Linked DNA regions of Homo sapiens: region 2 is linked to region 1. A link is a loop called in an ENCODE intact Hi-C map of the cell type or tissue named here. Cell type or tissue: CD14-positive monocyte. All regions are shown on one strand. Links, peaks and the distances in the headings refer to the core of each region. The heading gives the core; the rest is flanking DNA.

Region 1 (15,095 bases), core at 4,469-12,468:
TCTCTCAAGTCCTTACTTGAGGTTCCGGAGGTGGGCCCCTGCTGTGATCTCCTACTGTGCCTCCCCCAGTATTTCCTTCTTTTTTCTCCTAAAGATCATTTGGTCCGGGCGCGGTGGCTCACACCTGTAATCCCAGCACTTTGGGAGGCTGAGGCGGGTGGATTACGCGGTCAGGAGTTCAAGACCAGCCTGACCAACATGGTGAAACCCCCATCTCTACTAAAAATACAAAAATTACCTGGGTGTGGTGGCACGTGCCTGTAATCCCAGCTACTTAGGAGGCTGAGGCAGGAGAACTGCTTGAACCCGGGAGGCGGAGGTTGCAGTAAACCGAGATTGCACCACTGCACTCCAACCTGTGCAACAGAGTGAGACTTTTCAAAAAAAAAAAAAAAGATCATTTGGAACCTTGTTTTAAGGATATGGGGCTATTTAGGCTTTCTATTTCTGTTTTTTTTTTTTTTTTTTTTTTTTTTAATAGGGTCTTCTCTGTCGCCCAGGCTGGAGTGCAGTGCTGCAGTCGTGGCTCACTGTAGCGTCAGTCTCCTGAGCTCAGGTGATCCTCCCCTTTAGCCTCCCTAGTAGCTGGGACTACAAGTGTGCCACAGTCATGCCTGGATAATTTTTTTTTTTTTTTTTTTTTTGAGACGGAGTTTTGCTCTGTCACCCAGGCTGGAGTGCAGTGGCACGATCTTGGCTCACTGCAACCTCCGAATCCTGGGTTCCAACGATTCTCCTGCCTCAGGCTCCTGAGTAGCTGGGATTACAGGCGCTGCCACTACACCCAGCTAATTTTTGTATTTTTAGTAGATACAGGGTTTCACCATGTTGGCCAGGCTGGTCTCGAACTCCTGACCTCGTGATCCACCCGCCTTGGCCTCCCAAAGTGCTGGGATTACAGGCGTGAGCCACCACACCCGGCCTGCCTGGATAATTTTTTATTTTATTTTATTTTTATTTGTTTTTAGAGATGGGAGTCTCACTGTGTTGCTCAGACTGGTTGAACTCCTGGGCTACATCGATTCTCCCTCCTTGGCCTCTCAAAGTGCTGGTATTACAGGCTTGTGTCACCGTGCCTGGCCTAGTTCTTCTTGAGTGACCTTAATTTCTGTTTTTCATAATTTTATTTTTTTAAATAAAGCATTGATCCTGTTTTATCATTTGGCAGGAAAACTAGACAATCCACCAGCCCAGGAGGGGACAAGCAGGCTTATTCCTCCTCCTCGTCATCTCTGGCTCCAGCCCCACCCTGGCCCTTGCTGGCATTCTTCCTCTTCACGTGGCTGGGGTTGGCCACCCCAATAGGGAAGCAGAGGGAGAAGTCAATGTGCTTCTGGGAATCCAGGCGGACAGTGAAGAACAGGATATTTACCACCTGCTCACGGACACGGATATGACACTGTTGAATCAGCACATGAGCGTGGCGGATGGACTTAGCCAAGCCAAGCTTGAAGACCTGGGTCTGTAGGAATCTCTAAGAAATCATTGATCTTCAGGCCCAGGATGTAATCCAGCTTCATCTTGCCCTCATCCAGCACCCCAGTGCGGACCAGCCACTGCAGCAGGGCAATGCCTTCGAACAGACGCCGTGGGTCCTTCTCATCAAGCGTCAGCAGCTCCCGGGCGGCCTTATGGATCTTGACCAGGGTAAATTTGACCCTCCAGACCTCACATTTGTTCTGGAGCCCATACTCACCAATCAGCTTTAGCTTTTGGTCGAGATGAGGTTTCTCGAAGGGTCTCTGCAGGGTCACATAAGTTTGGCAACAAACCCAGCTCTGGGCCGCTGGCATGTTGGCTCCACTTGCCCGTCTATGCCTAAGCACAGGCCCTGGTCACTGAGAAAGAGCTCAAATTTTTTATATATTTCATCTAAGGTGTTGATTCTATTGATACCCTTATCCTTTTAACATGCCCTTATCCTTTTAATGTTGGTAATGATGCTACCTGTCATTTCTGAGACTGGTTTGTGTCTTTCGTGTTTTTTTCTGATCTGTCTGGCTAGAGGTTTACCAATTGATTTGATTTTCCTCAAACTTCTGGTTACAATGATTCTCTCTCTCTCTCTTTTCCTGATTATATTAATTTCTGTTCTGATCTTTGTTTCCTTTCTTCTGCTTACTGGATTTTATTTGCTCTTTTTCTGGTTTCTTACTGTAAAGGCAGAAGTCATTGATTTGCATTGATTTGAGACTTCTTTTCTAATGTAGGCAGTAAGTGGTGTAAATTCCCTTTTAGTATGACTTTAGTGGCATCTCACATTGATATGTTTTCAATTTCATTCAGTTTATTTTTATTTATTTTTTAAATTATTTATTTATTTATTTATTTTGAGTTGTGTAGCCCTTTATTAGCAACTAAAATAGAAGGTATCTGTTGTACAACATGGGTAGTAATTGACTATAACTGGAGATTTATTATATTCTAATACAGATCATTTATAAATGCAATTTCTTTATTAAAAAGCTTCCACCTTTTTGTTTGTTTGTGTACAATTTGCAAAACTATTCTGAAAGCGGAATATATGTGCACAAGTCTGCAAAGAGTGCAAATTTAGGATATGGTAAATGCTTTACAAGTTACTTTCAAAAAACTGTCTGCCATAACTGAGCCTTTACATTGTCATCTTTTTTGATCAAAATATTTTGATGCCAGCCTTCCTTCCACTGCCCTAAACTATAAAGCATTTTTTAATGAGTTGAAATTAAGGAAGGACTACACCTACTAGAAAAAAAGAGAAGAAAGTTCTATTAGTTTGAGGTTTCAGAATCCCCCCAAACCAGGACCAGTATCGTGGTAAAGGCTAGGCTGGGAGCCCGGACAGAGTATGAGAATGTGCAGGTGGCATCCCTGAGGATTCAGAGCTTCAGTGGACCGTGAGTGCTCCAGCTGCATAACTCACTGAACTGTCTTGCCAGTTTCTACACTGGCTCGACTGGGCATAATTCAAAAACGAAAAACTCATATTCATTCCATTCTTCTGGAGCTCTGTGATAGCATTTAATAACACCCCAATGGGATGTCTTCCACATATAGTATTATGGTATTTCTTCAAGTAATTGCTAAAAGATACAGGGTCTAATTGTTCTATAATACTCATACCCATTTTATCTAGATGTTCAATGGATCTACAAATCTCCCCCTGGGATTCATCATAGTAACTGTGACGGAACCTTTGACCCCAATGGCAGAAATCAGAAGAAACCACAAAGAGATTACTAGGATCCGCTAGATATTTACTGAAAAGTTCCGAATTCCTGTTCTTTTGACTCAGAGCTCCAACCAGTAAAGGAATAATGGTAAACTCATCCTTATGGCTTTCCATGGCTTTAGCTGTATAAGGCAAATGCATTTCAATACTGCGTTCATCTTCATCTGTCTGCAGAGACATGCGTTCAAACATTCCTGTCTTCCATAGTTCTCCGTAAATCTTTTGGTCAATACGAAGGTCATACAGGGGTGTCCTATATATATCCACACTGGAAAGTGCACATCGAGAGAGGGGCACATGATGAGAAGGCCCAAGGATGAAAATTCTCCGGGTAATAGACGGATCCACTTGTTTATAAGCATGGGCAGCACAAGACCCACAGTACGTATATCCTGCATGGGGGGCAATAATGGCTCTAGCAGGTCTTTTTGTAGACTGTACTTGTGAAAGCCAACCTTCTAGCTGTGCATTCAGCTGCGGTCCTGAGGCTGTGTACCAGCTCCCGGCGTGACTGGCTTCTCGGCAGACCACTCGGTTGGACATCTTGGTGCCTGTGCCGCCTATGGTGCACGAGGATGAATGAGGAGGCGGCGGCGGCGGCGGCAGGAGCGGCTCCGCGAGGGGACGAGACACCGCGGGCCCAGCCCAGGAGGAGGCGGCAGCGGGGAGGGGATCAGCCCGGCCCAGGAGGAGGAGGAAGAGGAGGAGGCGGCGGCCCAGGAGGAGGAGATGGCAGCCGGGGGGGTGGCGGCGGCAGCAACAATCACCACAAACTCCGGCGACCGCCGGAAGATGGGGCCCACGGCGGCCTCACCTAAGCCCGGAAAGCCCTGGCCCCGGCCCCCGGCGTCCCCGCTGCTGCCCAGCCGGGGCTGGTTCAGCCGAGCCGCCCCCACGGCCCCCTCCCCTCCCAGCTGGCCTCCCCGAGCCACCGCGAGTGACCCCACCCCCGTGACTCCGCGCCCGCCCCCGCCGCGGGGCTCCCCGCACCCACCCCCACCCCCACCCCTGGCAGGGCCCTCCAGCCCGGCCGCCTATTTTTATTTTTATTCTTATTTATTTATTTTTTGAGACAGAGTCTTGCTCTATCACTGAGGCTGGAATGTAGTGGTGCCATCTCAGTTCACTGCAGCCTCCACCTCCTGGATTTAAGCGATTCTTGTGCCTCAGCCTCCTGAGTAACTGGGATGCACCCGCCACCAAGCCCAGCTAATTTTTGTATTTTTAGTAGAGATGGGGTTTCACCATGTTGACCAGGCTGGTCTCGAAGTCCTGACCTCAAGCACTCTGCCTGCCTTGGCCTTCCAAAATGCTGGGATTACAGGCGTGAGCCACTGCCCCTGGCTAGAAGTGTATTTTTTAAGTTTCCAACTTACTTGGGGATTTTTCCGGCTATCTTGCGATTGATTTCTAACTTAAATCCATTGTGGTCAATGAACTCACATTGCACAACTTAACTCCTTTTTAAAGAATTTCAAAAGCCGAGAGAGATATTAAAGCATGTTTTTATGTAATGACAATAATCTCAGAGAGAGAACAGTTGAAGAACAGGAAGAATTGCAAGAACAAAATGTGTGGGAAGACCAAGCACGGGTGGATCCAGGAATCAGGTGGGGGTGTGGAGGGGGAAACAGCACACCTCTTCTCTTGTAACAGAAGGAAAGGCAGAGTGTGTGGGTTTAGACCCAAGCATGTTGGGGAAACTAAGGCCTTCCTGAGGGCATCTGTTATCTCTTTGGAGGGTGAGAGATTTGAGGTCATCATTGAGAGGGATTAGTTTGGGGAAATTGAGGACAGTAGCCATTTTGCAGATTGGGAAAGTGATTTTTTTTTCCTGTGGCTCATACCTGTAATCCCAGCATTTTGGGAGGCCAAGGCAGGCAGATCACTTGAAACCAGGAGTTCAAGACTATCCTGGCTAACACGGTGAAACCCTATCTCTACTAAAAATACGAAAAAATAACTGGCCGGGCATGGTGGCGGTCGCCTGTAGTCCCAGCTACTCGGGAGGGCTGAGGCAGGAGAATGGTGTGAACCTGGGAGGCAGAGCTTGCAGTGAGCTGAGATCAGGCCACTGCATTCCAGCCTGGGTGACAGAGACAGAGTGAGACTCTGTCTCAAAAACAAAAAAACAAAACAAAACAAAACAAAAAAAAACCAGGTGTGGTGGCGTCCATCTGTAGTCTCAGCTACTCAGGAGGCTGAGGCAGGAGAATTGCTTGAACCCAGGGGGTGGAGGTTGCAGTGAGCCAAGATCACACCACAGCACTGGAGCCTGGCAATAGAGTGAGACTTTGTCTCAAAAAAAAAAAAAAGAAAAAGAAAGAAAGAAAGAAAGAAATGGCTCCGGTTATTGCCGTCGACAGAATAATGCCCCTCCCCCAAGAGGTCTGCATTAGAATCTGCAGAGCCTGTGAATTTGCTTTCCTTCACAAGAGGGACTTTGCAGAAGTGATTACGGATCTTGATGTGGGGAGATTAGCCTGGGTTACCAAGGTGGGTCCAGTGTAGACCCAAGGGTCTTTATGAGAGGGAGGCAGAAGGGTCCAAGACGAAGATGTGGTAGAAGCAGAGGTCAGGAGAGATTTGGAGATGGAGGAAGGGCATGTGCCAAGGAACACAGACAGCCTCCAGAAGTTGACAGGACAGCAGAGGGGTTCCTCCCTCAGGGATTCTGGAAGGAGCACGGCTCTGATACCTTGACTTTAGGACTTCTAACCTCCAGAATGATAAGATCATAAACATGTGTTATCTCACGCCCCTCAGTTTGTGGTAATTTGTTTTAGTGGCCATAGAAAGGACTGCAGTTACAGGAAGATTCCTACCTTCTGTCCTGGCTGAGAGGAAACACCTTTCTCTTGTACTTAGTACAGCATTGCGCAAATAATTGGAATTGTGAGCAGATTTTTTAAGAAAAAGACTGGGCCGGGCTCAGTGGCTCGTGCCTGTAATCCCAACAGGCTGAGGAGGGTGGATCACAAGGTCAAGAGATTGAGAACAATCTGGCCAACATGCTGAAACCTCATCTCTACTACAAATACAAAAATCAGCTGGGTGTGGTGGTGCGTGCCTGTAGTCCCAGCTACTCAGGGAGGCTGAGGCAGAAGAATTGCTTGAACTCGGGAGGCGGAGGTTGCAGTGAGCCGAGATTGTGCCACTGCACTCCAGCCTGGCAAAATACTGGTGGCCAGGCATGGTGGCTCATGCCTGTAATTCTAGCACTTTGGGAGGCTGAGGTAGGTGGGTAGCTTGAGTCCAGCCTGGGCAACATAGTGAAACCCTGTCTCTACCAAAAATACAAAAATTAGCTGGGTGTGGTGGTGTGTGCGGTAGTTCCAGCTGGGAGGATTGGGTGAGCCCGGGAGGTGGAGGTTGTGGCGAGCCGAGATGGCGCCATTGCATTCCAGCGTGGGCAACAAGAGCAAAACTCTGTCTCAAAAAAAAAAAAAAAAAAAAAGTTGTGGGTTCTGGTGGTTTACTGCTGTGATTCTGTTTAGATTGGCTTTGCTATCACTTAATGCCATTGTCCCTTTGTGTTTACCAAATCACTGGGTAAGAACCCAAACCTTTGCCAGTAACATGGCATTCTTCCAGGGTTCTTCTCCTTCCAAAGTCCTTTTGTGGTCTGAAGGACTGAATGTCCACAGCCGTTCCCTCATCTGCATCCAGCGACTGTCTGAGCACCTGTTAGGTACCAGTCATGCTCAGGAGTGAACAGAGGCCTGGGAAGGGCAGGAGTGGAGCTCCCTGCCTTCATGGCTCCTTATTGTAGCTCCTACTTACTCACTGTGTGATCGTGGGCAAGGTTCCCAATCTCTCAGTGTCTCAGTTTGCTCATCTGTACAATGGGAATAGTTTTAGTGCCTAGCTCTTACGATTGCTGTAAGGAGTACAGCATGAATGTTTAATATTATAAAAGTGCTTAGAGCAGTACTGACAAACGGTAATACATAAATGTTTGCTGTTCTTACATTTTTTCAGCAAAGGCAGGCAGACACCATCTAAAACCATACATTCATGTCTTTACAGCCATTGATTGGTGTTCTCCTGGGTAACAGGCACAGTCATGACTACCATTATTTGCTAGAGGCAGATAATGTGGGCAGAGGTGGGAGGTGAGGGGAACCTGTCTACAGCTTCGCCTTAAAGAAAGCGCTCTTGACTCCCATCGCGTTCTAAGAAAGTCTGGGTTGCAGAAGGCAAGCTTGGGCAGGAATGGGGCCCATTGTTTTTCTGGAAGCAAGATTAAGGTCAGGTTCTGAGTCAAATGAAGAGGTCAGCAAACAGCTTGGTAACTCCCCACCTCCTCTTCTCTATGCCTAGTTCTTCACTGCCTGCCCTTCCCAGGGGTGGGTCACAAAGTGGCTTAGGGTCAGGACAGTGAGGCTGTTGAGTGCCATGGGGGGTGTCAGGGAGAAGACAATTCCTACAATGCCACCTCATGTAGCTGAAACCTCGCCTTCCTCTCCTAAGTGTTCTGTGCCTGAGTGCTGGGGTCAGGATTATGCATGGTCCCAACAGGGCTTGACCAGGCAGGACAAGCAGGTGTGTGATTTGTATGCTTGAGGTCACCATGGTGGCTGTCCCTTTGCTACCCTGGAATTGGTTTCTGGTCTCTATATTCAGAGTGACTCAGGGAAAAGCATACTGCTTATTGTAAACACTGCTGACTTGGAAGAAGAGATTCTCCTTGCAAATGTGGTAGGAACCAGTTTAAGTGTGATGTCTGGAAGGCTGGGCTCTGTGCCTGAAAGGAAATCTGCCACACCCTTGCTAAACTGGACAGAGAAGGGGCCATGGCAGGCTGGTGAAGCACCTGTGCTGGGAAATGTGGGTCCGAAGGCCCCAGTCCTCTCCTTGGGAGCTGGATCAGGGTTTATTTTAAAGCCCATTCTTACCTCTTAGCTTGGCAAAGTATTGCCAAGCCTGGGGAAAACCAGCCATTCATGTATATTTCTGGCGAGTGTAATGTACCTCCTCTTTGGAGGGCAATTTGGCTGTTGTCTATTGAAATTAAAAATATGCGTCTCTTCCTGGAAAGGGAATTGTTGGGGGAATTTATCCTACAGATACCCTCCCGTGTGTGTAATGATAGCCGGACCAGGATGTTCTTTAAAAGTGGTTCTCAGCCAGTTTGTTACAAAGGTCATGAATTATTCAGCAAGATGATAATGGTTTTATGTTTTTAAAAATGATAAATTGTAGCCTGTTGATCATCGTTAAAAATATTTGAATGCTATTTGTATGGCTTTCTCTGTGAACTTCAGTGATTATTTTGGACAGTTTGTGTTTGTAGAACTTGCTGCCAGACAGTGCCCCTTGTGGTTGAGTGGCTGCACTACATGGCATATGTATCAGTTTCCTGCGGTCACCATAACTAAACACCAAATACAGGTGCAGAGCTTCATTCTCTCATAGTTCTGGAAGCCAGAAGTCCGAGATCAAAATGTTGTCAGGACCATGCTCTCTCTCCAAGCGCTGGGAAAGAATCCTTCCCTGCCTCTTCCACTTGCTGGTGGTTGCTAGCAATCTTTGGCATTCCTTGTCTTGGGGCAGCATCACACCAATGTCTGCCTCTGTCTTCATATGGCTGCTGTCTCTGCTGAGCATCTGTGTATGTCTTCTCCTCTCCTGTTCCTTTTTTTTTTAATTTTTTTTCCTGAGACAGTCTCACTCTGTCGCCTAGGCTGGAGTGCAGTGGCATGATCTTGGCTCACTGCAACCTCCGTCTCCTGTGTTCAAGCGATTCTCAAGCCTCAGCCTCCCGAGTAGCCAGGATTACAGGCGCCTGCCACTACACCTAGCTAATTTGTGTATTTTTAGTAGAGACACGGTTTCACCATGTTGGCCAGGCTGGTCTCGAACTCCTGACCTCAAGTGATCCACCCGCCTCAGCCTCCCAAAGTGCTGGGATTACAGGCATAAGCCACCATGCCTGACCCTTCTCCTCTTCTTATAAGGACATTAGTCTTCCAGCATAATCTCATCTTAACTAATTACATCTGTAAAGACCCTATTACCAAAAGGGCACATTCTGAGATGGCAGGTGGACATGAATTTTGAGGGGACACTGCAGAACTAACCCACTATAGAATCTTTCTTTAATGTTTCTATTGATCCCTTTCAACTGGTCTAATATATTATTTAGCCTGAATTTTTTTTTTCTTTTTTGAGACAGTGTCTTGCTCTGTTGCCCAGGATGGAATGCAGTGGCATGATAATGGCTCACTGCAGCCTTGACCTCCCAGGCTCAAGCGATCCTTTGTAGCTGAGACTACAGGTCTGTGCCACCATGCCTGGACAATTTTTTATTTTTATATATGTTTTTAAGAGGTGGGGTCTTGCTATGTTGCCCAAGGTGGTCTTGAACTCCTGGGCTAGAGCAATCCTCCTACCTTGGCCTCCTAAAGTCCTGGAATTACAGGCATGAGCCCTTGCATCTGGATAGCCTGACTTGTTTATCATAAATTCTTTTTTGAGATGGAGTCTTGCTCTGTTGCCCAGGCTGGAGTACAGTGGCACGATCTCAGCTCACTGCAACCTCTGCTTCCTGAATTGCAGAAGAATTCTGCAATTCTCCTGTCTTAGCCTCCTGAGTAGCTAAGATTACAAGTGTGCACCACCACACCTGGCTAATTTTTGTATATATATATGTTTTTTAGTAGAGATGGGATTTCGCCATGTTGGCCAGGCTGGTCTCAAACTCCTGATCTCAGATGATCCTCCCACCCCGGCCTCCTAAAGTGCTGGAATTACAGGCATGAGCCACCGTGCCCGGCCTATCATAAATTCTTGCCTGCATGTCTTAGTCCATTTGTGCTGCTATAACAAAATACATGAGACTGGGTAATTTATAAACAATAGAAATTTACTTCTTGTGGTTCTGGAGACTAGAAAGTCCAAGGTCAAGGTTCTAGGAAGTCTAGTGAGGGCCTGGTCTGTGCTTCCAAGATGATGCCTTGTTGTTTTGCCCTCCAGAGGGGATGGACGCTTTGTCTTCACATGGTGGAAGGGCAAAAAGGAGGGAAGCAGCTCCCTTATATATCTTTTATAAGGTCATTAATCCCATTTGTGAGGACAGAGCCCTCATGACCCAATCACCTCCCCAAAAGCTCCACTTTCTAATACCATCATCTTGGTGATTAGGTTTCAACATATAAATTTTGGGAGGACACATAATTCAAACTATAGAAGCATATATAAAGCTTAGTTTCCTTTTGGTACAGTTTGCTCTTATATTTATTTTTCTACCATCATAGGAGTTTGCTATGGTTTGAATGCTTCTCCCCTCTGAAACTCATGATGAAACTTAATCCCAAATGTAACAATATTGACAGGTGGAGCCTGTACGAGGTGATTGGGTCATTAGTGCTCTGTCCTCACCAAAGGATTAATATATCATGGATTAATGGGTTAATGGATTAATGGGTTATCATGGGAATGGGTTAGTTATTTTAAAACTGAGTCTGTTATAAAAGCCACTTGGCATTCTCTTGTGTACTCCTTGCCATGTGACCCTGTACCACCTTGGAACTCTGCAGAGAGTCCCCACTAGCAAGAAGGCCCTCACCAGATGCAGCTCCTTGACCTTGAACTTCCAGCCTCCAGACCGTAAGAAATGAATGTATTTTCTTTACAATTTACCCAGTCTCAGGCATTCAGTTATAGCAACAGAAAAGGGACTAAGATAGCCATCTTTATTGTTTTTGTTATCTGGTATTGCGTGTCTCTAAAGAGAATATAACTGGATTGTTAACTATTTCCTACCCTCCTTTGTTAGTGGCTTCATATTTTTTTATTATTTATTTATTTATTTATTTATTTATTTATTTATTTATTTTTTTGAGACAGGCTCCCTCTGTTGGCCAGGCTGGAATGCAGTGGCGTGATCTCGGCTCACTGCAGCTTCAACCTCTTGGGTTCAAGCTTCCTGAGCAGTTGGGACTACAGGTGTGCACCACCAAGCCTGGCTAAATTTTTGGTAGACATGGGTTCTCACTGTGTTGCTCAGGCTGGTCTCAAATTCCTGGGCTCAAACGATCCTACCCACTACAGCCTCCCAAAGTGCTGAGATTATAGGCATGAGCCACTGTGCCCAGACTTTTAGTGGGTTTTTAAAAATAGAAAGCTAATATTCATGGAACTCTTGCTCAGAGTCAGGTGCTGGTCTCCACACTTTACACTGACCTATATGTTCCACTCTAACAAGAGACTCACCCCATATCATGAGCCAAGCATGGGGGGAGGACCTTCTTGAAAGCAGACACTAAAATGTCTTGGTAGCCACACTGATTTTCTTTTCCCTTCATAGCTGTCCTGTTGCTTTTAGTTCTGTATCACCGCCTTCAGTGTGCCCAGCTGTCCACACCCCGCTATCCAGGTTCAAGAGAAGATCCCGTTGCACTCATTTTCCAGGGCCATTACACTTTTTGGGAAATAATTTTTGTGCTGTTGTCAAACAACAGTTATCCTCTGTTATTTAGCAACCCTTGTTCCTTGAACATTTTCTTCTTTAAAAAATAGTTTTATTGAGATGTAATGTGAATTAAATCCCATTTAAAGTATACAATTCAATGATTGATAGTATGTTCACAGAATTATACAACCATTACCACTATTTTGGGACATTTTCATCACCCCTAAAACAAACCCCATAGCCATTAGCAGTCATTCCCCATTTCCTTCCATGCCTTCATCCCTAGGCAGCCACTAACCTGTTTTCCATTTATATAGACTTACCAATTCTAGACATTTCAGATAAATGAAACAGTAAGATGTGGCCCTTTGTGACTGACTTTCACGTAGTGGGTTTTTTTTTTTTTTTTCTTTTTTGAGACAAGGTCTCGCTCTGTTGCTCAGGCTGGAGCCCAGTGGTGCAATCATAGCTCACTGCAGTCTTGACCTCCCTGGGCTCAAGTGATCCTCCTACCTCAGTCTTCTGTGTACGTGGGACTACAGGGGTGCACCACCATGCCCTGCTCATTTTTTGTATTTTTTTGTAGACACAAGGTTGCACCATGTTAGCCAGGCTGGTTTCAAACTCCTGGGCTCCAGTGATCTGCCCACCTCAGCCTCCCAAAGTCCTGGGATTACAGACATGAGCGACCACAACCAGCCTCTCTTAGTATGTTTCAAGGTTCATCTGTGTTGTAGATCTTACTGGCTTTTAAAGTTAACATTTAGTAAGTTTGATTCTTGATAGGATTTATAATTAATTTTTAATCATAGAAATATTCTTAAAAATATTAATTGAACATAAAGTTGATACAATAAAGGTGTAGACTTTGTGGCTTCAGGAATCAGTTTTTTTCACAATTGACTCTACATGAATATAATATTTTGTTGCTTTTTCAGAATTTTAAGTAAAACTAATATTTCCATATTGTATTTCGCTCATCTATGCTTAATCTAAAAAGGTTGAGTTGGTTTAAAGCATTCCTAAGAAGTGGCTGATGTAAGATGGATTAATTGATTCAGGGTCTCACCCTGTCACCCAGGCTGGAGTGCAGTGGCATGATCATGGCTCACTGTGGCCTCAACCTCCTGTCTCTCTCCAAGTTGCTGGGACTACAGGCATGCACCACAATACTCGGCTAGTGTTTTGTATTTTTTGTAGAGATGGGGTTTCGCCATGTTACCCAGGCTGGTCTCGATCTCCTGACCTCAAGTGATCTGCTAACCTCAGCCTCCCAAAACGCTGGGATTACAGGCATGAGCCACTGTGCCTGGCCAAGATTTATTTTTTGAAATATCAAATTTCAAAAGTTTGAAAAAAAACTGTGGAAACTCTTTAGTCCCTTAAATTCTTTATATCTAAATATAACATTATTATTATTATTTTTAGACGGAGTCTCATTCTGTCGCCCAGGCTGGAGTGAAGTGGTGTCATCTCCACTCACTGCAACCTCCCCCTCCTGGATTCAAGCAATTCTTCCGCCTCAGCTTCCCAAGTAGCTGGGACTACAGGCACCTGCCACCACGCCTGGCTAATTTTTGTATTTTTAGTAGAGATGGGGTTTCCCATGTTGGCCAGGTTGGTCTCGAACCCCTGACCTCAGGTGATCTGCCCACATCAGCCTCCCAAAGTGCTGGGATTACAGGCATGAGCCACTGTGCCCAACTAAATATAACTTTTAAAGTTAAGTCTGTATGTTAGTAACTTATTGCTACATAACAAGTTACTTCAAACTTTGTTGGCTTAAAACATTTATTTTCTCAGTTTCTGTAGATCAGGAATGAGAGTAGCTTGGCTGGGTAGTTCCGCCTCGGGGCCTCTCGTGAGCCATCTTGCTGTCAGCTGGGGCTGCGGTCATCTGGGGACAGAAAGCTGGTGGCTGGAGGCCTCAGCTCTTAGCCAAGAGGGCCTCTCCTTGGGTGGCCTCAAGACACTGCAGCTGGCTTCCTCCAGAGTGAGTGAACCAAGAGAGGGGGAAGATGAAAGCCAAACTGTCTTTTATGACCTAGTTTCTTCTACCATTCCTTCCCCATGTCTGCTGGTCACACAGAGCAAGTCTGATCCAGTGTGGGAAGGGCCTACACAGGGTCTGAAGAACAGAAGGCAGGGATCATGGGATGGTCTTGGAGGCCGGCCACCACAAGCTGGGCAGTCATCTGACTCCCTAGACTGGCAGTCAAAAAATCACTTACATTGCCCAGTAGGTAATACAGTAAAGATTAGGGAGGCGGAGCGTGGTGGCTCACACCTGTAATCCCAGCACTTTGTGAGGCTGAGGCGGGAGGATGACTTGAGGCCAGGAGTCTGAGACCATCCTGGGCATCACAGTGAGACTCCATCTTCACAAAAAATTTTAAAAATTAGCCATCTCCACAAAACATTAAAAAAATTAGCCAGGTGTGGTGGTGTGCACCTGTAGTCCTACCTACTTAGGAGGCTGAAGCAGGAGAATCCCTTGAGCCCAGGAGCTTGAGGCTGCAAGTGACCTATCATCACACTACTGCATTCTAGCCTGGGTGACAGAGTGAGACTATGTCTCTAAAAAATTTTTTTAAAATTAATATTGCCAAGCACAGTGGCTCATGTCTGTAATCCCAACACTTTGAGAGGCTGAGGCAGGCAGATAGCTTGAGCCCAGGAGTTCCAGACCAGTCTGGGCAACATGGCAAAACTCCATCTCTTTTAAAAAGACAAAAATTAGCCAGGTGCAGTGGTGCACGCCTATAGTCCCAGCTACTTGGGAGGCTGAGGTGGGAGGATCACTTGAGCCTGGCAGGTGGGGGTTGCAGTGAGCCAAGATCATGTCATACCACTGCACTCCAGCCTGGGCTATGGGAGTTAGACCCTGACTCCAAAAAAATAAAAACAGAAACAAAAAACAAGAAAGAAAATAAAAGAAAGAAGGAAAGAAAGAAAAGAATACTGCATGGATCATGTGAAAATATCTCATATGTATGTACAGATACAAATGTGTATTGAAAAAGTGTATGCTTTTAAAGCAAAAATTTAACTTTGGAAAAGTGAGTTTAGGAATTTTTTACTAGTAGCTACTAGTCAGCATTATTAATATAAATTTAATTCTAAAAAATTATAGTTACTAGAATAATATTTACGTGTACTTGAGGAATGGCTTGAGTGTTATTTTTGAAATACTGTTCAATGAGGTAGTAACATTGTGGCTAGTGAGCACTTAATGTTAATGTTACCAGCCTGAATGAGATGTTGCCATCAACAGAAACTTTCAAAGACTTAGTACAGAAAATTGTTAAGTACCTCACTAATATTTTTCACGCTGATCATACTGCAAAACACACATCATTTTCCAATGATATTTCGTGTTGGGTGAAATTAAATGTTAAAATGTTAGTTTCACATGTTTCTTTTTTACTGCAATGTGCTACTACAAAATTTGAAATGACATGTGATTGC
Region 2 (15,095 bases), core at 3,023-11,022, 84 kb before region 1:
CTCGCTCTGTCACTCAGGCTGGAGTGTAGTGGTGTGAACTCTGCTCACTGCAACCTCTGCCTCCCAGATTCAAGTGATTCTTGTGCCTCAGCCTCCCAAGTAGTTGGGATTACAAGTGTGCACAACCATGCCTGGATAATTTTTGTATTTTTAGTAGAGATGGGGTTTCACCATATTGGCTAGACTGGTCTCAAACTCCTCACCTCAAGTGAGGCCCACCTTGGCCTTCCAAAGTGCTGGGATTACAGGCATGAGCCACCACACCCGGCCAGCCCTCAGCTCTCTTGTCCTCTGCAAACAGCTACCAGGAGGTAGGTACACCTGGAGCACTGAAATGACATTCTTAGGCTTGCAATCCTATGGAAGACATGGGGATCTTTTCCCTGGTATAGGGCTCACATAAGCAGATGCAGACCTTAAAGTGAGCTGATATGGTAGCAAATTTCTTTTTTTTGAGACGGAGTCTCACTCTGTTGCCCAGGCTGGAGTGCAATGGTGCGATCTCAGCTCACTGCAATCTCCACCTCCTGGGTTCAAGCAATTCTCCTGACTCAGACTCCCAAGTAGCTGCGATTATAGGTGTGCACTGTCATGCCTGGCTAATTTTTGTATTTTTAGTAGGAATGGGGTTTCACTATGTTGGCCAGGCTGGTCTTGAACTCCTGACCTCAGGTGATCCACCTGCCTCAGCTTCCCAAAGTGCTGGGATTACAGGTGTGAGCCACCACACCTGGCCGCAAATTTCTTTTCTTTTTGAGATGGAGTCTTGCTCTGTCGCCAGGCTGGAGTGCAGTGGCGCAATCTCGGCTCACTGCAACCTCCACCTCCCTGGTTCAAGCGATTCTCTTGCCTCAGCCTCCCGAGTGGCTGGGACTACAGGCACGCGCCACCATGCCCAGCTAATTTTTGTATTTTTAGTAGAGATGGGGTTTCACCATCTTGGCCAGGCTGGTCCTGAACTCCTGACCTCATGATCCACCTGCCTCAGCTTCCCAAAGTGCTGGGATTACAGGTGTGAGCCACCACACCTGGCCGCAAATTTCTTTTCTTTTTGAGATGGAGTCTTGCTCTGTCGCCAGGCTGGAGTGCAGTGGCGCAATCTCGGCTCACTGCAACCTCCACCTCCCTGGTTCAAGCGATTCTCTTGCCTCAGCCTCCCGAGTGGCTGGGACTACAGGCACGCGCCACCATGCCCAGCTAATTTTTGTATTTTTAGTAGAGATGGGGTTTCACCATCTTGGCCAGGCTGGTCCTGAACTCCTGACCTCATGATCCACCTGCCTCGGCCTCCCAAAGTGCTGGGATCACAGGTGTGAGCCACCGTGCCTGGTCGCAAATTTCTTTTTAAAGTGAGGGAGAGGGCCAGGTGCAGTGGCTCACACCTGTAATCCCAGCACTTTGGGAGGCCGAGGCAGGTGGATCACTTGAGGTCAGGAGTTTGAGACCAGCTTAGCCAAGATGATGAAACCCTGTCTCTACTGAAAATACAAAAATTAGCCAGGCATGGTGGCACATGCCTGTAATCCCAGCTACTGGGGAAGCTGAGGCAGGAGAATTAATTGTTCGAACCCAGGAGACAGAGGTTTTAGTGAGCCGAGATTGCGCCACTGCACTCCAGCCTGGGCAACAGAGCGAGACTCTGCCATTCATTCATTCGTTCATTCATTCATTCATAAATAAATAAATAGTGAGAGAAGGTCACTTTTCTCAACCTATGCTCATAGGACCATAGTATCTAAGAAGGGAGCCTTTGGTGACCAGAGTCTAGTTCAACCCTCTTCATTTTACAGTGAAAATGTTTTTACTCTCCACAGTGAAAAGAAGTGGCTTGCCCAGGATCCCAAGGCAAAAAGATGGACGGGGTCCCCTACTTAATTGAAAATCAAACCAAAGCTCATTTTAAGTATGACATTGAAAAAATAGGCTTAAAAAGGAAATACCACATGTTCTGTAGACACTATAGGAGCTCAAAGGTATTTTCCTAACAAAAAATGTTCAAATTATTGTGCAAAACTTTTTTTTCAGACTGGGTCTCACTCTGTCGCCCAGGCTGGAGTGCCGTGGTACAATCACAGCTCACTGCAGCCTCGACCCCCTGGGCTCAGGTGGTCTTCCCACCTCAGCCACTTGGTAGCTGGGACTACAGGGAAGCACCACCACGCCTGGCTAATTTTTTTGTATTTTTTTATAGAGATGGGGTTTTTCAACATGGCTTTTCAGCCATATTACCCAGGCTGGTTTCAAATCCATGAGCTCAAGTGATCTTCCTTCCTCTACCTCCCAAAGTGCTAGGATTACAGGCATGAGCCACTGCGCCCAGCCATGCAAAACTTGTAAGTGACCACAGATATGATCATTGAACCATATAACATGACTTCAAAGTTGTGAAATTCCAAATATTAAATTATATTCAAAATAACGCTTTGGTTGTATCTCACCATGTTGTATTTCCCTGAAAACAGGTAATCTGTATTCAGCATAGGATAGAAGCAGCATTTCTAACATTACCTATTTCTGGCTTGTCAAGCAGACTGATGAGGACGCGAAAAGGCTTCAGGTATGCATGATGGCGTTCCTCCACGTCAGCATCTATGAACTTCTGATGCAATATCTCAGCCAAACCCTATTATTTAAAAAAAGCCACATATTAGAATATCGTATATCATAAAGTGTAACAACATTACTGGCTATTCTAATTGTTAAATACTCTGGGACAGAAGGAAAACCAGTCACCCAGCATGCAACAAATACCCTGCAGTTCCCCAAACCAGGGGCCAAGGAACGTGCTCACTGCCTATGTGGAAGCCTCCCAAAGAAATCCACTGGAGAATCGTCACCAAGGATACCCTGAACTTTCCGGAAATGCTCCTTTACCTCAACTAAAAGATCCTTGGAGTATTTTTCAAAAAAATAAGACGACTGGTCTTCATAAGAATTTGAGATTTCAGATTCTGGCACAACGGTATTTCCTTTTATGTCTGAGCCTACAAAAGAACAAGCGCCGAGCTGTAAAGAGAGCTGTGCTTTTAAAGGACATCATATTGTGCAAAAGTCTCATGCTCCAATATTTTTAAAAATATCATTCTTCTGATGGAAAACCAAAATCAGATCCAGAAAGACCACGTCAGATTTTCTTCTTCTGACAGTGGTGTGGCTAATGATCAGACAGGCAGAATTCCACCTCAATGGGTATCAATTTAGTTTGTTCTAAGAATTCACCCTGTTGGCTGGGCGCGGTGGCTCACGCCTGTAATCCCAGCACTTTGGGAGGCCAAGGTGGGTGGATCACCTGAGGTCAGGAGTTCGAAACCAGCGTGGCCAACATGATGAAACCCCGTCTCTACTAAAAATACAAAAAATTAGCCGGGCGTGATGGCGCACACCTGTAATCCCAGCTACTTGGGAGGTTGAGGCAGAAGAATCACTTGTATTTTTTAGTAGAGAAGGGGTTTCAGCATGTTGGCCAGGCTGCTCTTAAACTCCTGACCTCAGGTGATCCACCTGCCTCGGCCTCCCAAAGTGCTGGGATTACAGGCATGAGCCACCATGCCTGGCTGAGGATCACTTTTTAAAACCAGTGTTTTTTTGTCCAGCATTATGTGAGATCAAGGTATTCTCATGCACATGCTCCCATCAGCTGGAGCCCTGGATAAGTCTGCAAGGTTCTCAGGGCAAGAAAGTGCATCCTCATGGTATGGGCAAAGAATATGGGGCTCCTGGGGCCGCAAGTAAGTGAGCCAGAGCTGGCACTGTGGTCAGGCCCAGTGTCCTCCACACAGCATATCAAGTCCCGTAGGAGCAGAGCTGTGCCCTTGACAAAATCATCCTTTACATACAAATCCTTAAAGAGCCTACAAATAGTCTTCTTAAAATCCTTAGTAAGCTTCCATGCAATGACTTTCTAAAGTTTTATAACTAGGGAGAACAGCAGGAAGGACTGAAGAGGACTTCTTGACTTTGGTAAGATCTTTGATAAGATCTGAATGCTAGGCTGAGTGTGGTGGCATGTAATTCCAGCACTTTGGGAGGTAGAGGTGGGCAGATCACCTGAGGTCAAGAGTCCAAGATCAGCCTGGCCAACAGGGCGAAACCCCATCTCTACTAAAAATACAAAAATTACCCAGCCGGGGTGGTGGGTGCCTGCAATCCCAGCTACTTGGGAGGCTGAGGCAGGAGAACCACTCCAACTTGGGAGGCCGAGGTTGTAGTGAGCTGAGATTGCACCACTGCACTCCAGTCTGGGCGACGGAGTGAAACTCCATCTCAAAAAGGAAAAAAAAGATCTAAATGTTGAGAGTTGATCAGAGCTGTTAAGTCCTGTCACAATCGTTTTGTATACGTTTTCTTAGGTACGTGAATATGGGACTTTAGAAAATTCATGAACGTGTTATCTTTAAAGTTGCAATTTCCTAGGCTCTGTCCCTGGGAGGCCTTCCAACCAATAGTCAAGGGCCCTTTGCCAACAAATTTATAGGCAGTCCACACACTCTGACACACAGAAACATGGCCCAGGGGCTCTCGTGATCTCCAAAGTTATCCAAATGTCTCCCAAAACATTTACACTTACACAAAACCTCCTCCTTTATCTACATATCTTCCACAATATTTGTAAGTTTTCTCCACGATACACCCTCATCCCATGGAACTTCTCCATAGCAACAGGCTTCTACCTGAATAAGGTTTTGCTACCACTTTTTGGTGGTATTTCAAGCTCTTAAATGGAATTCAGTTGGCATTTTAAAAATCCCACTTATTATTTCCCCTTTTTTAAAAAAGAAACTGCAAAATAACCAAGCTATGTGTAGGCAGCAGACCTCAACTGACCAGTGCCATATTTAGTCATTGTGGTATCTTTCCATACTTCATGATTCAGAGATACATCACCAAGACCAAATCTTATTCCAGAAGTCAGCACTAAAAGGTTTCATATTAACTTTGACTTTAAAAGGGTGTATACTGCTCAGTACCTAGTAACCATGCATACAGTCTTCTGTTCAGGGACATGTCCCTTCTCAGTAGGGTCTGGGTGGCGGCTGAGAGAATGCGCACGATGTCAGATCTGAGGAGGGGGATGGCTCTCTCATTGGAATCCTATTAGAAGGACAGAGAAATTTACTGCAAGGGAATGATAGGGCAGATTGCTGACTTTTTGACACGCAGCCCTTCCTTGCTGGTCTGCAAAGCTCTATCTCAAAATGGGCTGGTTCCTTACACATTACCCATGGAAAGAAGCTATTCAATACGTGCAATGAAAACGCTATCCTTGCAAAAATGAACAAGGACTTTTCACTGGCTACCAGCAAATAATGCCCATGAGTGGCTGAGCTGTCCTCGTACGACAGAACTGCTTGAGATCTATATCCCACCCCTTGGGAAACACCAGTGACTTACCAGAAGAGTACAAATTACTTACCAGACAGGTATAAAATGGGAAGAAAAACAGAACGATTTCCAGATTATTTCTTTGCACAAGAACATTTGAGTCCAACAGGGAGGCACGCAAAGACTTCACCTGTAAACGATCAAACGGCACTAGCATTTTCAGGCTACTCTTTATGGTCATAAAAACGAAAGTAACCTTTCCCGGGAATCTTGAAACTCCTGCGTTATATCACTCAGAAGAGAACCAGCAGCCACAGGTCAGGAGGGTGTGGGTTCTAGCTCTCGAGGCCACAGGCTGCGTGACATCGGAGAAGACGTTCAGCTGCAGACCTCACTGTTCCACGTGAGAGCCGGAGGGGTTTGGACCAGATGGCCGGGTTCTATGATCTCAAATTCTACGATCCCAGAAAGGATCCAACAGGAACCTTAAACTAAAGCTCTGAAGACACATGGGAAAATAATTCCTGATCAATTCAGTAGATATTCTGAGTGTCTTTTCTGAATACAGATAGGTAGACTAGAGATGCATAAGAAATTAGAGCCACAGACAAACGCTCAGAGTTCAGAAGAGGAGAGCTCTTTCAACTGCAGAGAACAATGATGCTCCACGGGAAAGCTGGGCTTGAAGAACAGGAAGGAGCTACACTGAGACCTCGAAGAAGGGCAGGAATGCACAGCCAGGGGGACAGAAGGGAACAGCCGGGAGCAAAGGCACTGTGAGGCCAGGCCCTGTGGCAGTCGTGTGGGAGCGCAGGGCCTGCAGGGAAGAGTGAGGTGCTGTGGCTGGGAGCAGATGGTTAGAATGCTCTTGAGCTTGGACTATAGCTGTTGGCAATGGGAAGTCAGATATTTTTATTTTTTTATTTTCTTTGAGACAGGGTCTTGCTCTGTCACTCAGGCTGGAGTGCAGTGGTGTGATCTTGACTCACTGCAACCTCTGCCACCGGCGTTCAAGCGATTCTCGTGTCTCAGACAGCTGAGTAGCTGGGATTATAGGTGCCCGCCACCATGCTCTGCTAATTTTTTTTGTTTGTTTTTCAGACAGAGTCTCGCTTTGACACCCAGGCTGGAGTGCAGTGGTGCAATCTTAGCTCACTGCAACCCCCGCCTCCCAGGTTCAAGCGATTCCTTTGTCTCAGCCTCCTGAGTAGCTGGGACTACGGGCGCCCATCACCACACCCAGCTCATTTTTGTATTTTTAGTAGAGACGGGGTTTCACCATGTTGGCCAGGGTGGTCTTGAACTCCTGGCCTCAGGTAATCCACCCGCCTCGGCCTCCCAAAGTGCTGAGATTACAGGCATGAGCCACTGCGCCCAGGCTAATTTTTGTATTTTTAATAAACGTGGGGTTTCATCATGTTGGCCCGGCTGCTCTTGACCTCCTGACCTCAAGTGATTCACCTGCCTCAGGGCTCCCAAAGTGCTGAGATTACAGGCATGAGTCACCGCACCCAGCCGGGAAGTCAGACATTTTTAAAGCACAGGATACATATGAGCAAAGCTAGGCTTTCTCCCCATCCCAAATCTCTTAGCAGATTTGGGATGGGAAGAAACCAGTCAGATCCAAGAGTAAGAGACAAGAAGCCAGAGCAGGGCTGAGACGATGGAGAGAAAGAGACAAAGGGGATACTGACGGGGCAGGAAAGGGACGTGTTCATCGGGGTCGCCTGTGTCCTGATCATTGTGCGAGGCGCTTTTCATCCATTTTTCCACCTTGTCATCAGAGAGATCCTGTGAAGCAGGTCTACAACCCCCATTTTGCAAAGAGAAATGGAACCAGAGGGTAATTCACACTCAGCTGCAGATCTTCTCACCTGCGAATTCAATCTGAACACTTTAAGATCAAAGTGTGGGAACACCACCAGGTGGCGAAAGACAGCAAGACACAAAAGCACAAGAGGCAGGTTTGGGGAAAAGAGACAAAGATCTGGGAGGTTACCATTTCTAAGGGCACGAGAAGGGATGTCGTTACCAGGGAAGAGAGCTTCCCTTGAAGGGCCTGGAGATGGATACCTGGGGGACCCCAATAATTTAGGTTTGAGAGCAGCCAATGGAGACAAGAGAGGAGGGGGAGGACGCCAAGGGAGGAGGGGGTTTCCATGTGTGAGTGGGCAGTGGCCCCCGTGACACAGGACAGAGGAAGGAAACAAAGACCCGCCAATGCAGCAGACCCTCTGCGTGCAGAGGCCGTCTGAGCGCCGTGTGCAGCTAAGCACATTTCTGCAAAGCCAGGGGCCTCCAGAAGGGACCTCTGAGGGTGTGAACACTTATTTGAATGTATGAATCTTAATGCCACTTTGGGAGGCCGCGGTGGGTGGATCACCCGCCAGGCAGGCAGTTCGAGACCATCCTGGCCAACATGGTGAAACCCCATCTCTACTAAAAACACAAAAATTAGCCGGGCATGGTGGTGGGTGCCTGTAATCCCAGCTACTCGGGAGGCTGAGAGAGGAGAATTGCTTGAACCCGGGAGGCGAAGCTTGCAGTGAGTCGAGGTTGTGCCACTGCACCCCAGCCTCGGCGACAGAGCGAGACTCCGTCTCAAAACAAAAACAAAAACAAAAAAAACCTTAATGCATATGTTAAAAAAGCCACCACCAGCCTCAACTGCACAAGGCCTCCTTCTCGCCTTGCTCAGCCGTTCGTTACCCAGACTTAAGCTTGGTGCACCTCCCTTTCCTGGATGTCCCTTTGCAGCTTCAGTGACAACCTGCCCATGAGGATGCTGTGCCCACATGTCGCCTCCTCCCCATGCCCTGTGAGGAACACAGCACCCACCGTGAGTTGGTGATTGGTCCCCAGCATGTACTTCTGCTCCCGGCCGGGGGCATCCCTGTTGATGTGGCCCACCACGAAGACTGAGGCAGGGAGGCGGATGGACGGGCTGGCCAGGACGCTCCCCCAGAGGGCGGTGTAAAACACCTCTTTGCCAACCACCAGCGACAGTCTCAGGAGCAGAGCATCCGTTCTGTTGATGAGAGAGGATAGGGTTCAAGGGCTCGCCCCATCTTCCCGAGTCCCACTGCACACTGCTCTGCGAATGCTGCATGAAGAACCACAGCGGATTCGCCTGGCTGGGGAAGCCCCACCTTCCTCATCGCCGGGAGCCGCTGCCATCTCTCACCCTGCTGTGTGTGTCCACCTGCTGGCTGTCACACTGACCCTGGATTTGCCAAAACCAATGTCACTAGGCAGCGCGGTGTCTTGGCCAATGGAAAGTGGCTAAGCAGTCGTGCGTGGCAGGGCAGAGACCCATCTCCACCCTGGCCGTGCCACGGATGCCTAGGTGCTCACGGAAGGGAGGTTCCACCATAAGAGGGATAGGCAGGTCAGCCACTTCACAGAAAAGCGGAAGGAGCCATTGGTGTATCAAAAACAAGCATATGCTGAGGAGACTGATCAAAGACTTAAGCAATTAGATGCCACCAACTTGAGCACAGCCAAAAATGTGCCAAGTGACATCTGCCTTTAGAAATGCTAGGGGCAAATCTGCCTGGGGCCTCCCACGACCCTGCAAATTCCATCAGCCTGGAGTGGTGTTTCCTTTCAGTCTGCCCACAGCACCTGCATGTGCTGACTCCCGCTCCCAGGGGCTCTTGTGCTGAGGCCGGGCATTTGTTCGCCTCTTATCTTTATCTAGGTCTCCCGTGATACAAAGTCAGCACCTTCTCATGCATCCTTTTAAGAGAAGCAGCGTCACCAGTGGATCAGGGCTCGTTTTTCCCCTGACGCTGACCAAGGCCAGGCCCATGTCTGTTCGGTGGTGTCCCTGCAGCTGACTGCGGCCCTTTCCCTGTCCTCAGTGCACACAATCTGCAGGCTGGGTGACAGCATCTACCAGTAAAACAGCAGAGGCACATTCCCCCTAAGGGATATCACCCCACGAAGGATCTGACTCATTACCTGAAAGGATTCAGTTTCTCACATGCTTCCTATCTGCAAAGACCACAAAAAACAATCAGAAAAACCAACCCGGTGGAATGTGTTGGTTCACAGAGCTTGCCAGAGTTGGCCCTCCCGTGTCCAGATCCTGGTTGTGATGCCTCCTAGATGCAGGACCTAGGACCAGTTTAACATCTGTGCACGCCCGTGCTCAGCTAAAAGACAGGGGAAGGAGCCTCGACCTCGTGGAGATGTTGTGAGAATGAAGTGAGAGTCCCCTCAAAAAAAAAAAAAAAAAAAACAAAAAAAACTGTTTGGCTGGGCGTGGTGGCTCATGCCTGTAATCCCAGCACTCGGGGAGGCTGAGGCGGGTGGATCACCTGAGGTCAGGAGTTTGAGACCAGCCTGGACAACATGGTGAAACCCCATCTCTATTAAAAATGCAAAAATTAGCCAGGCATGATGGCAGGTGCCTATAATCCCAGCTACTGGGGAGGCTGAGGCAGGAGAATTGCTTGAAGCCGGGAGGCGGAGTTTGCAGTGAGCCGAGAGGCCGTCACTGCACTCCAGCCTGGGCAACAGAGTGAGACTCTGTCTCAAAAAAAAAAAAGAAAAGAAAAAAAGAAAAAAAAAAAACTCAACCCAGAAGAACAGACCTAATGCTTGGGCCATGCCGCCTGCAATTACTACTAGGTCCACTCTGTTTGCTGTCACAGCCCCAGTGCCTATTTGAGCAAGTGACTCCAGGTTGGCACTCGAAAAACCCCTCGGTTAATTTTTTTGTATTTCCTTCAAAAATATCTACCATCGCGTTATATTAAAAGTACATTTTGTTCTCCTTAAAATTAGTCTGAACTTCCTGTAAAATATTGCAGGAAATAATGCATGGTACCGTCTTCTTAGAAAAAATAAAAATGAAGAGACATAAGTAATGGCTAAGTGTATAGAAGAAGTAGGCAGGGCGATTTAATGGCTGAGGTTATTGATTGGTCTTCTATTAAAGGCTGAGTAAACAAATAGAGCTTGTCTTTGCCTAGCTCTGAAATCATCACAAACACTATAATGCACACATCGTGGTGTCACAGTCCCCCTTTAATTAGAACTGCATATTCCCAAAGTATGTTCCATGGAACACTGGCCACTAGAGATGTTCCACAGAAGAGGGGTTCCACCCTCAAAAAGTATGGGAAACGCTGCCTATGTTGTCTCTTCAATATTCTGAAAACTGGCTACTAGCTTTCTATTAAAGAAATAATTTTTTTTTTTTTTTTGAGGCAGGGTGTTACTCTGTCACCCAGGCTGGAGTGCAGTGGCATGAACACAGCTCACTGCAGCCCTGACCTCCTGGGCTCAATCAATTTTCCTGCCTCAGCCTCTGAGTAGCTGGGACTACACACCCATGCTGCCACACTGGGCTAATTTTTGCATTTTATATGTAGACAGAGTTTCACCATGTTGCCCAGGCTGGTCTTGAACTTTTGGCTTCAAGTGGTCCACCCTGCATGGCCTCTCAGTGCTGGGACTACAGGTGTGAGCCACTGTGCCCAGCCAGCTTTGTTTTTTAAGTCTCATTTTATTCTAAAAAAAATGGATGCATACTAACAATTTAAATGACATCATAGTAGAAACAACAGCAACTATGACAAACCTTTGGTATGAGAGAGCAAAATAAACGGGGTTAAAAACGAAATAACTTCCTACTCAACAAGAGTTACTATGATCATCTCGGTTGTTAAATTCCAATATTAGTGTGCAGTTTACAGTCCAGAACTCTAAACTTTTTTTTTTTTGAGACGGAGTTTCACTCTTGTTGCCCAGGCTGGAGTGCAATGGCACGATCTTGGCTCACTGCAACCTCTGCCTCCCAGGTTCAAGTGATTCTCCTGGCTCAGCCTCCTGAGTATCTGGGATTACAGGCAGCCGCCACCATGCCTGGCTAATTTTTGTATTTTTTTTTTGGTAGATACGGGGTTTCACCATGTTGGCCAAGCTGGTCTTGAACACCTGAGCTCAGGTAACCCCCCGCCTCGGCCTCCCAAAGTGCTGGAATTACAGGCATGAGCCACCATGCCCCACTGGGAACCCTAAACTTTTAATTCAAAACCAACAAACGGGCCAGGCACAGTGGCTGACACCTGTAATCCCAGCACTTTGGGAGGCCAAGGCAGGTGGATCATTTGAGCCCAGGAGTTCAAGATCAGCCTGGCCAACATGGTAAAACCCCGTCTCTACTAAAAATACAAAATTAGCTGGGCATGGTGGTTCGCACCTGTAATCCCAGCTTCTCGTGAGGCTGAGGCAGGAGAATTGCTTGAACCCAGGAGGTGGAGGCTGCAGGGTGCCAAGATTGCACCGCTGCACTCCAGCCTGGGCAACAGAGTGAGACTCCATCTCAAAAAACAAAACAAAAACAAACAAAAAACCAACAAACATTAAAAAAAAAAACCCAACTTCCAAACCCCAAGTATTTCCATCCTTCCTAACTCATCCCAGCTTATGCTCTCTCATGCCTCCTGCAAACGCAGCTCCTTCAAATGACACTGGCATGCTCCACTCCACAACTGAGAGCAGGTGAGTGGCATGGGCCGGGCACCGCAAATCCCAAGCACTCCACAACTTTGGTTCTGCAGCTGCTTGCCAAAAGGACAACCATGGAAAGCCAAGCTGTCACAAGACAGCACCGCTTTGGTACAATCATCTGAAACTGAAGAGGCAGGGCAGTGACAACAGCACCCTGTACTGTAAACTGCAGGTCAGAAACAGCGCTAAAGAGGGGGCAAAAAAAAAGCCTCGAACCAGCACAGATCATGATCACAGTGCCTGAAACCAACCAAAAGAAATGTTGGTGCTGGGTGCAGTGGCTCACGCCTGTAATCCCAGCACTTTGGGAGGCTGAGGCAGGTGGATCACTTGAGGCCAGGAGTTCAAGACCAGCCTGGCCAACATGGTGAAACTCCGTCTCTACTAAAAATACAAAAATTAGCCAGGTGTCATGGTGCATGCCTGTAGTCCCAGCTACTCGGGAGGCTGAGGGAGGAGAATCGCTTGTACCCGGGAGGTGGAGGTTGCAGTGAGCCAAGATTGCGCCACTGCACTCCAGCCTGGGCGACAGAGCGAGACTGTCTCAAAAAAAAAAAAAAAATAGAAATGTCAGCCAAAAGGGGTGGCTCATGCCTGTAATCTCAGTGCTTTGGAAGGCTGAGGCCGGAGGATCGTTTTATCCTTGGAGGTTGAGACTGCAGTGAGCTATAATCCTGCCACTGTACTCCAGCCTGGGTACACAGCAAGACCCTGGAATTCAATGTGATCATGTGGGTCATGCACGTCGCAAGTGCTCAGTAAAGGGTCCATTTGTTTCCTCCACGATAGGGGCCCTAAGAGGGTACGTCTTCCCCTCTTCATATGGTGACGCTGTGGGTAACTCTTTAATGGGACAGGACATCATGGAAACTCTGTACTATGGCCTCCCTTATTAATGAGCTCCAAAAGAAAAGAAATGTCAATAAATATTTTTCAACTCTTTAAGCCAGGGTTTCTGAACGTCCACCCCACTGACATCTGGGACCAGGTAAGTCTTTGTTGTCGGGGCACCTGTGTGCATTGTAAAATGTTCAGCAGCTCCTGGACTCTACCCACTAAATATCAGTAGCACCCTCCCCACCCCCAGTTGTGACAGCCAAAACTGTCTCCAGATATTGTCAAATGTACCCTGAGAGGCAAAATTACTACTACATTGAAAATTACTGATTTAAATGGAAATATCTGGTGAGCTAGTTGTTGCCTTCTTACAAACCATTTAAAACATTCACCTCTCCTCATCTCCTGAGAAGAAGAGTTTAGTGCTTTCCCTGTTCTAATCTTGTTTTCTTAGTACAGCAAAACACAGCTATGTAGCTATTTCATGGGCACTTAAAAAAAAAAAAAAAGGATTTCTGACCAGTCATAGGTTATCTGCAGACCCCAAAGGGTTAGAAAGCCAGGGTGGATAATAAGTTCTAACAGGGGCCAAAAGTTTCATTCCTTATGGTTCACTAAAAAGCACACACCAGGGACAGCCTCCACCTACATGAAACCTGTGAGTCATCCCAGCCTTCACCAGCTCAACCTAACTCACCACTTTGCAATTTCTACCCACGTGCTCATCATGACCCCCCCCACTGCACCCTCCCTTTCTGCTCTCTGCACATTTGTTGGGGTGTTTCACTCAATTCCCAAGCACTTTTTTTCTTTTTTGAGATGGAGTCTTGCTCTGTTGCCCAGGCTAGAGTGCAGTGGTGCGATCTTGGCTCACTGCAACCTCCACCTCCGAGGTTCAAGTGATTCTTCTGCCTCAGTCTTCCAAATAGCTGGGATTACAGGTGCCTGTCACCACACCTGGCTACCCAAGCACTTCTGGGAACAGTTACCAAACCGTCTCAGACTGAAATGGATATAGCAACCAAAAAATCTTGTACAGTCACTTCAATTACTGTGGCTGCAACACACTGGCTCAGAGATTATTGTATAACCTTTCACCTGCATCCACCTTGGAGAGCTGATAACTAATCACTTCTGGGTGCCACACTGCATTTGGTTTTCTGTCACAGCTAAATAGATTCGGTGATTCATGAAGCTTTACTTGGCTCTTGGTTCAATGTCAAGAAATCACAATATTCAGAAAAAAAATCAATGTTAAGCAACTTTAGCAACTGTTCAAATGAACCTTTATTTATCAACTAAGAAAACAAAAACACTCCAACTATTTACACTTCTAGTGTGATTCACACAGATTTAAAAGATCACAGTAAGCTTTAGGGAACTAATGTGTTCATCTGTCCAATGATGGAAAAATCATGTAGGATGTATACTCACATATCTGTCATCAGAACACAAACACAGCAGAACTTCTAGAAAGGGCCTGGGATTAGGAGTCCATTGGCATGGAGTCTGGCAATGTCCTCCAGCTGCCTCCTATGTGACCTGGACCACTCGTTAACTCAACACACACTTACCGAGTCTCACCGTGTACCAGCCACAGGGCCTGGCGCTGGGCTTAAAACCGCAACGAGACAGATTCTGCCTCCTAAGGTAGAAACTGTAAAGGTGGATTCTCCTTTGGGAAATGGAGAGCCAACACCTGGTCTATGTGAGAGCTTGAAATGGTTAAAGTGCAATGTTTTAGTTACATCTGTCAAGTCCTGATATAGAGCTCACGAAATGCACCCTTGGCCACTTCCTAACTAACCCTTCAAACCATTCTGATTACTTGGTTTACTTAAGGCTGGGGGAGCCGTGCAAATGGACCTTGGATTGATTCCTGGGTTAGACTCCAGCCTCCTGCACCCCTCAGTCACAGCTGACACCACAGGAAAGGGTGACCTGACTAGGGCCTCCAGCACAGGGTAATATGAGCAGCGCGTTGTGTAATCACATGGCAGCTTTTACAAGCACAAAAGTCACCAGTGACTGAACATGGGCTCTTAAAACAGGTCCCATTAACAGAGGTGAATCACTGTGGCATCTCTCAGAAGAGTTAATAAGCTGGAAGTGAGTTCTTACTTTATACTTCTCCGGAAACAAAGGTCACTGTGTATACTCAACAGTCTGGTTTTTGTTTGTTTGTTTGTTTTTTTCTGAGACGTAGTCTTACTCTGTCACCCAGGCTGGAGTGCAGTGGTGCAATCTCGGCTCGCTGCAACCTTCACCTCGCAGGCTCAAGCTATTCCCCTGCCTCAGCCTCCCAAGTAGCTGGGATTACAGGCGCACACCACCATGTCCGGCTAATTTTTTTGTATTTTTAGTAGATATGGGGTTTCACCATGTTGGCCAGGCTGGTCTTGAACTCCTGACCT

Evidence for each region. Hi-C counts contacts between places; a loop is a spot of excess contacts. Peaks named below come from ENCODE experiments on the same cell type or tissue, not always from the same donor. Only the 100,000 strongest peaks of a DNase experiment are listed, where the experiment ranks them.
Region 2: it touches region 1 in a loop (2.7-fold over the local background); 5 of 110 quality-filtered maps call a loop at or near these places.

What each region holds. Positions count from the first base shown.
Region 1 is chr21:36,119,148-36,134,242 of GRCh38, reverse strand. CBR1-AS1 (CBR1 antisense RNA 1) reads left to right here and starts at 7,603. Exons shown (of 4, transcript NR_040084.1): 1 at 7,603-7,756. It overlaps CBR3-AS1 (CBR3 antisense RNA 1), which reads left to right. Exons shown (of 3, transcript NR_038893.1): 3 at 1,169-2,476. It also overlaps the pseudogene MEMO1P1 and the pseudogene RPS9P1. In CD14-positive monocyte, for the core only: CTCF peaks have their summits at 8,138, 8,338, 8,537 and 11,082 (motif pointing left); a DNase peak (open chromatin) is centred at 8,542.
Region 2 is chr21:36,201,970-36,217,064 of GRCh38, reverse strand. It overlaps DOP1B (DOP1 leucine zipper like protein B), which reads right to left. Exons shown (of 37, transcript NM_001320714.2): 5 at 8,161-8,350; 6 at 5,414-5,512; 7 at 4,968-5,091; 8 at 2,875-2,984; 9 at 2,509-2,623. Among named protein-coding and RNA genes, the nearest start is that of DOP1B, 53 kb to the right of the region's middle. RefSeq lists an enhancer at 5,561-6,495 and a silencer at 7,100-7,394. In CD14-positive monocyte, for the core only: CTCF peaks have their summits at 7,039 and 7,244 (motif pointing right); a DNase peak (open chromatin) is centred at 7,254.